Regions from separate parts of the Homo sapiens genome. Here region 2 is linked to region 1. The links are chromatin contacts, found by POLR2A ChIA-PET in ENCODE. All regions are on one chromosome and are shown on one strand. The core of a region is the stretch at or near the end of the contact, and the rest is flanking DNA. Distances in the headings are between cores, read along the strand shown.

The links. ChIA-PET counts read pairs that join two places held with the same protein, here RNA polymerase II (POLR2A).
Region 2: POLR2A ChIA-PET joins it to region 1 with 13 read pairs in activated T-cell. The contact joins two enhancer-like sites. POLR2A ChIA-PET finds 5 or more read pairs at or near these places in 3 of 52 experiments (H1, PC-3 and activated T-cell).

What each region holds. Positions count from the first base shown.
Region 1 is chr2:9,164,341-9,167,040 of GRCh38, forward strand. No RefSeq gene overlaps it. Among named protein-coding and RNA genes, the nearest start is that of ASAP2, 41 kb to the right of the region's middle. Within about 2 kb of position 1,396, at least 9 of the 41 ENCODE cell types and tissues checked have a DNase peak (open chromatin) inside an H3K27ac peak, as active enhancers do.
Region 2 is chr2:9,760,365-9,763,064 of GRCh38, forward strand. All of the region lies in intron 2 of LOC100996549 (a long non-coding RNA gene), which reads right to left. Among named protein-coding and RNA genes, the nearest start is that of TAF1B, 82 kb to the right of the region's middle. Within about 2 kb of position 1,352, at least 4 of the 41 ENCODE cell types and tissues checked have a DNase peak (open chromatin) inside an H3K27ac peak, as active enhancers do.

The DNA.
Region 1 (2,700 bases), core at 146-2,645:
TCTAAACCCTCCCGCCCTGTCTTACACCTTGCTCATAGCTTCTCAGACTTTACAGCAGTGACTCCTAGCCCTGACGCATGTCAGTATCACTTGGGGAGATTAGAACAAAACAAAACAAAACATACTGGCATCCAGGCCCCAGCTCCAGAGATTCTGATTCAATTGGTTTGTGCTAGGCCAAGGATGGGTATTCTTTATTTTTTATTTTTTATATTTATTTATTTATTTATTTATTTATTTAGAGACAGAGTCTCGCTCTGTTGCCCAGGCTGGAGTGCAGCGGTGCATCTCCGCTCACTGCAAGCTCCGCCTCCCGGGTTCACACCGTGCTCCTGCCTCAGCCTCCCGAGTAGCTGGGACTACAGGCGCCCGCCACCACGCCTGGCTAATTTTTTGTGTTTTTTTTAGTAGAGACAGGGTTTCACCGTGTTAGCCAGGATGGTCTTGATCTCCTGACCTTGTGATCCGTCCGCCTCGGCCTCCCAAAGTGCTGGGTTTACAGGCATGAGCCACCACGTCTGGCCAGGGATGGATATTTTTTTAAATCTCCCAGGAGAGGCTGGGCGCGGTGGCTCACGCCTGTAATCCCAGCACTTTGAGAGGCTGAGGAGGGTGGATCATGAGGTCAGGAGTTCAAGACCAGCCTGACCAAGATGGTGAAACCCTGAGTCTACTAAAAATACAAAAATTAGCCAGGTGTGGTGGCGGGCGCCTGTAATCCCAGCTACTCAGGAGACTGAGGTAGGAGAATTGCTTGAACCTGGGGGGTGGAGTTTGCAGTGAGCCGAGATCACGCCACTGCACTCCAGCCTGGGTGACAGAGTGAGACTCTGTCTCAAAAAAAAAAAAAAAAAAAAAAAGTCTCCCAGAAGATTCTAACATGGGTCCAGAGCCAAAAAAATTCACAGTTTTAAAACCAAGAATTTCATCCCCTGTTCTCGGGTTCTGCTATAACAACTTCCTCTTGGAGCCACGGAAGCCTTCTCTCCAGAAGGTGAACCAGGCAGTCGGGGGGAGGGATGTGAAGCAAGGTTCACGCAGCAGACAATTGTCTTTCTTTTTGTTCTTGCGGCTGAACCCCCTTCCTATATTTACAGAATTTCCCGCCTATGGGTCTTCATGTGAGAAAAGCCCTCTTCTGCTTCTAGAAGCTAAAAATGCCAGATACTCACTTCCCCAGCCTCGCTTGAGGCCAGTGCATTACATGTAGCCTTGATCTTGAATTGGAAATTCATAATGAAATGAGCAAAGAGCTCTCTGGCAGTGGCAACAGCTAACTATGGGATCAAATCTCTACCCTAATGGTGGCATCCTGGTGTAGCCAGCGGCCTGTGGCCAGAACCAGGGGTTGAGTGTCCTGGAGGACTGTTGCTGTTTTGCAGTTGGGATATGGCTCCGGCTGTGTACTGTCTGGGCCTGGCGCACCAGCCCTTCTGGAGATTCTGTGAGTCATCCCATTGCCTACAAAGAAGTCTTGTTCTGCTCCCATCAGCCAGATTTGGATTCTGTTTGCTTCAAAGCACCTGCTGGGTGCAAGAGTCAGAGGAAGGTTAAGAAAAAAAATGTGGCTGACACTTCACAGTGCCATCCAGCCACAGGGCATGACCGAGGAGCAGCACCTGGCTCTTTCTGCAGTCTCTGAGGTTTATTCAATAAACCGGAGCCACAGGCACCATAAGAATGGGCAGCAAGTCCGGGCACAGTGGCTCACGCCTGTAATCCCAGCACTTTGGGAGGCCGAGGCAGGCAGATCACGAGGTCAGGAGTTCGAGACCAGCCTGGACAATATAGTGAAACCCTGTCTCTACTAAAAATACAAGAATTAGCTGGGCATGGTGGTGGCGCACGCCTGTAGTCCCAGCTACCTAGGAGGCTGAGGCAGAAGACTCACTTGAGCCTGGGAGGCAGAGGTTGCAGCGAGCCAAGATGGCACCACTGCACTCCAGCCTGTAGGACAGAGTGAAATTCCATCTCAAAAAAAAAAAAAAAAAAAAAGAATGGGCAGCAGAATGCCTGCACTAGAATCTCCTGAGATGCTTGATAAATGTCAGATTCTTGGGCCTTACCCCAGAGACTGCTTTGTAGTCCGAGGGTTTGGAGCCTGTATTCCTGCATTGTTAATGAGCTCTTCAGGCAAGTTTGGGAATCACTGGACTAAATGGTGAATTTAACCCCCACTGCATGGGCCTAAAGGACTTGTTACAGGTGCAGAGCTCGCGTGTTTGGAAACAGACTGAAGATCACCAAGCACAAAACTTTCACTTTCAAATGAGAAAATGTGGGGAACAGAAGATTCTAGAAGACACAGAGCACTGACTCTGGGAGTGTGGGTCTTGTGGTTGTCCAGGCTCCACCAGGAATAGAAGATGGAGGAGCTGAGCTGGCAGGCAGACAGTGAGGCAACAGCAGGAAGCCACTGTCACCCTAGGTGAGAGGTGACATCAGCTGAGCCCAGGGCTGGGGTCATGTGGTAGATACTGGGGCCATGGCAGGCCTGCCCAGCTGCAGTTGGAGGCAGAGCCGAGGGAGAAGTAGCCGGGCTTCCACCTTCTTACTCCTTCTGTCTCCTCCCAGAGCTTCCCACTGGCCAAGAGCCTCCAGAAGCCAGGGAATGCTGAGCCTGGGTACCCCGCCTGCAGGCCTCAGGCCCACTCTGTGACCCGGAAGAGAGGGAAGAGCCGCAAAGGGATCTGAGGGACA
Region 2 (2,700 bases), core at 102-2,601, 600 kb after region 1:
AGGAACTGGGGCACGGGAGCATTGGGTACTCAAACAAGGAGTGGTTTGCGGAGACGGACCTTAGGGAACACAGTGGATGTGGGAAAAGCTCAGCCCAGCCCTCTGTCATGGGTTTTGTATGCTGAGCCACTGGGAGACTTAAAAAAAGAAGACCTTTTATAAAGAGCAGTTTTAGGTTTACAGCAAAATTGAGCAGAAGGTACAGAGAGTTCCCATAGAGCCCCTGCCCCCACCAGAGTTGTACATTTGTTACAATAATAAGCTTGCATTGACACATCATGTTCATCCCACTGGAAGATTCTGAGCAGGGAAAACATTTTCACATTACCTTTTACAAAGTCTTCTTCCTGGCACTGAGTCACAGTCGTTTTTAAACAATTAATGGTGTAGGTTGCTACTTAGCATTTCCCCAGAGCAAATGTTTCTATGATCTCCAAAAGACAGAGGATATGATGTCTTCTTGCCCCACCCTGTAGATCTGTAAACCTAGAACAATGGCTGGTCATAGCAGATGCTTAGAAAGTAGAGGAGGGTAGAGGCGGGAGGAAAGCAGGGGTAGAAAGAAGGACTAGAGGAGGGTAGAGGCGGGAGGAAAGCAGGGGTAGAAAGAGGGAGTAGAGGAGGGTAGAGGCGGGAGGAAAGCAGGGGTAGAGAGAGGGAGGGAGAAAGATAGCCACAAGGTCTCTTGTGTATTTCAGAAACATCATTCTGGCAGCAAACAGAGGAAAGATGGCAGAGGGTGTGGCTTGTGGTCAGGGACAGTTAGGAGACTACTGTCATGCTCCAGGTGCAAAGCGCAAGTGGTCTGAGTAGGTGGCCGCGGTGGAGAGAAGGGGACATCGAAAAGGTGGGATCTACCCCACCAGGTGCCTGAGGGTGTGAGTGCAGTAGAAAACCACTGGGAAGTTTTCAAGGCCCAGGCCCAGCTCTCAGTCTTCTCTGAACCATCGAACTAGAGGGAGAGTTTGTAAGGACTCCAAAGGGAAAGAGAACACGGGAGGGAAGGAGGGTTGGGGAGGGTCAGGTAGGATGCTTAAGGTGGATTGAGTTTGAAATATACAAGCTAAGAAAAATGTCAGATGGTTCTTGTTTATTGTCTAAAGAGTAGAGGGGAGAAAAACAGAAAACAGACGTTTATGTTGTTGAGTGTTAGACAAAAGGCCCCACGTCCCCTGCTTCTGAGTGAGAATGACGATGTGCTGTAGGATGACAGGGCCCTTTGGAGGTTCTGTCTGCAAGATAATCTGTTTGCAGATGAGCTCCAGGCACGGGGAAGGTGCGTGGTGTCAGTGTGGCTTGCTGAACTCACAGCAAGCCATTTCAGGGATGCTGGGACGGAAGCCGCCCTCCCTTTCCTGCCTCTGCTTCCAAGTTCTTTCTCTGCAGCCCTGTCAACGCGCCGCCTTTGCTTCATAGCACATCTCCTAATGGGCTCTGGCGGTGCTGAGGCAGCCTTCATATTCCATTTGTTCCTTGGATAATAAGCTTAGCCTCGAAGCCAAAAGAGAAAGCCCTGATGACTATTAAATACACATGCACGGGGCTGACTGCTCCCCAAAACCCCCAGCTGGACATCGCACCAGCTCAGCAAGGCCATTTGCATCCAGGCAAATGGCCCTCAGTGACTAATAGAAATCCACCTCTATCTTGGCAAGGAAGGCCTTCAGCATGCAGCATTAATTTGGTTTGCACAGTGGGATGGAACACATCTTTAGTTCCTTTTAGGGAACTGACTTACGCTTTCTCCAAAGGGTGCTTCCTGGGGGCTCCCAGACATTGGAAGTGCTGGGTGTAACTCGTCTCAGGGGCTCCCTAGTCCCAAGCACAATCTGCCTTATTTTTTTTTTCCAGTTTTACCGCTCAGAGAGGATTGTGATGACGAGGTCACCTGGATCCTAATAACGCTTCAAGTCATCATTAGGGATTGATGCATTTGGCCTGGCATGGACAGCACCGCTGCAGCTCACAGCCAGAATGATTCTGTCTGGCTTCCCCCTCCACACCAGAAGTCTGGAAATGCAGCCTGTTCTTTTCCATTTGGAGTCCCGGGATCTGGGTTATTATTGCCAAAGGCAAAGGAATGAGTTTCTAGAATTATAACTTGGAGGAGCAATGCACCAGGGAGTAAACCTAGGAAGTTTCCAGAAAGCTAGAAGGTGATTATCTCCACAGTGTACTCTGAATGTGAAAACCCAACTAACAGAACATTCAGACGTAAGTGCAGGACTCCTCAGCCTGTCTCCACCAGGACTTTTAGTCAGTCTAGGAGGGCAAGAAAGATCACTTCAATTTTAGGATCTTACTGCACTCTTGGGGCAAAAATAAGCCTGTGGCCTTCGGGGGTCTCCAAGACACCTGCTCAATAAGGATGTTTAGTCTCAACCTCCAGAATGAACTAGGCTCAATTCAAATAAAATTGGTGAGGACCCACTAGTGCCGGGTGGGAGGTGACTAAGGTGGGTACAGGGGAAGGGATGTCCTCAGTCCTATGGTCATGGGCTTGCTGGCTGGGCCCTCACCCCAGAGAGCAGTCGCCCAGGGGCTGCAGCACCAGAAGGCCTTCCCCACTGTTAAAGCCTAAGGCCTTGTCCGGGAAGACTAAGGCCTGGAGGAAATCACCTGGCGAAGAACTGGGACTAAAGGGCTGTGCTTTGTGCCAGGATCAGGCATTTTCCAGGTTTTCTGAGCAGATCGTGTGGT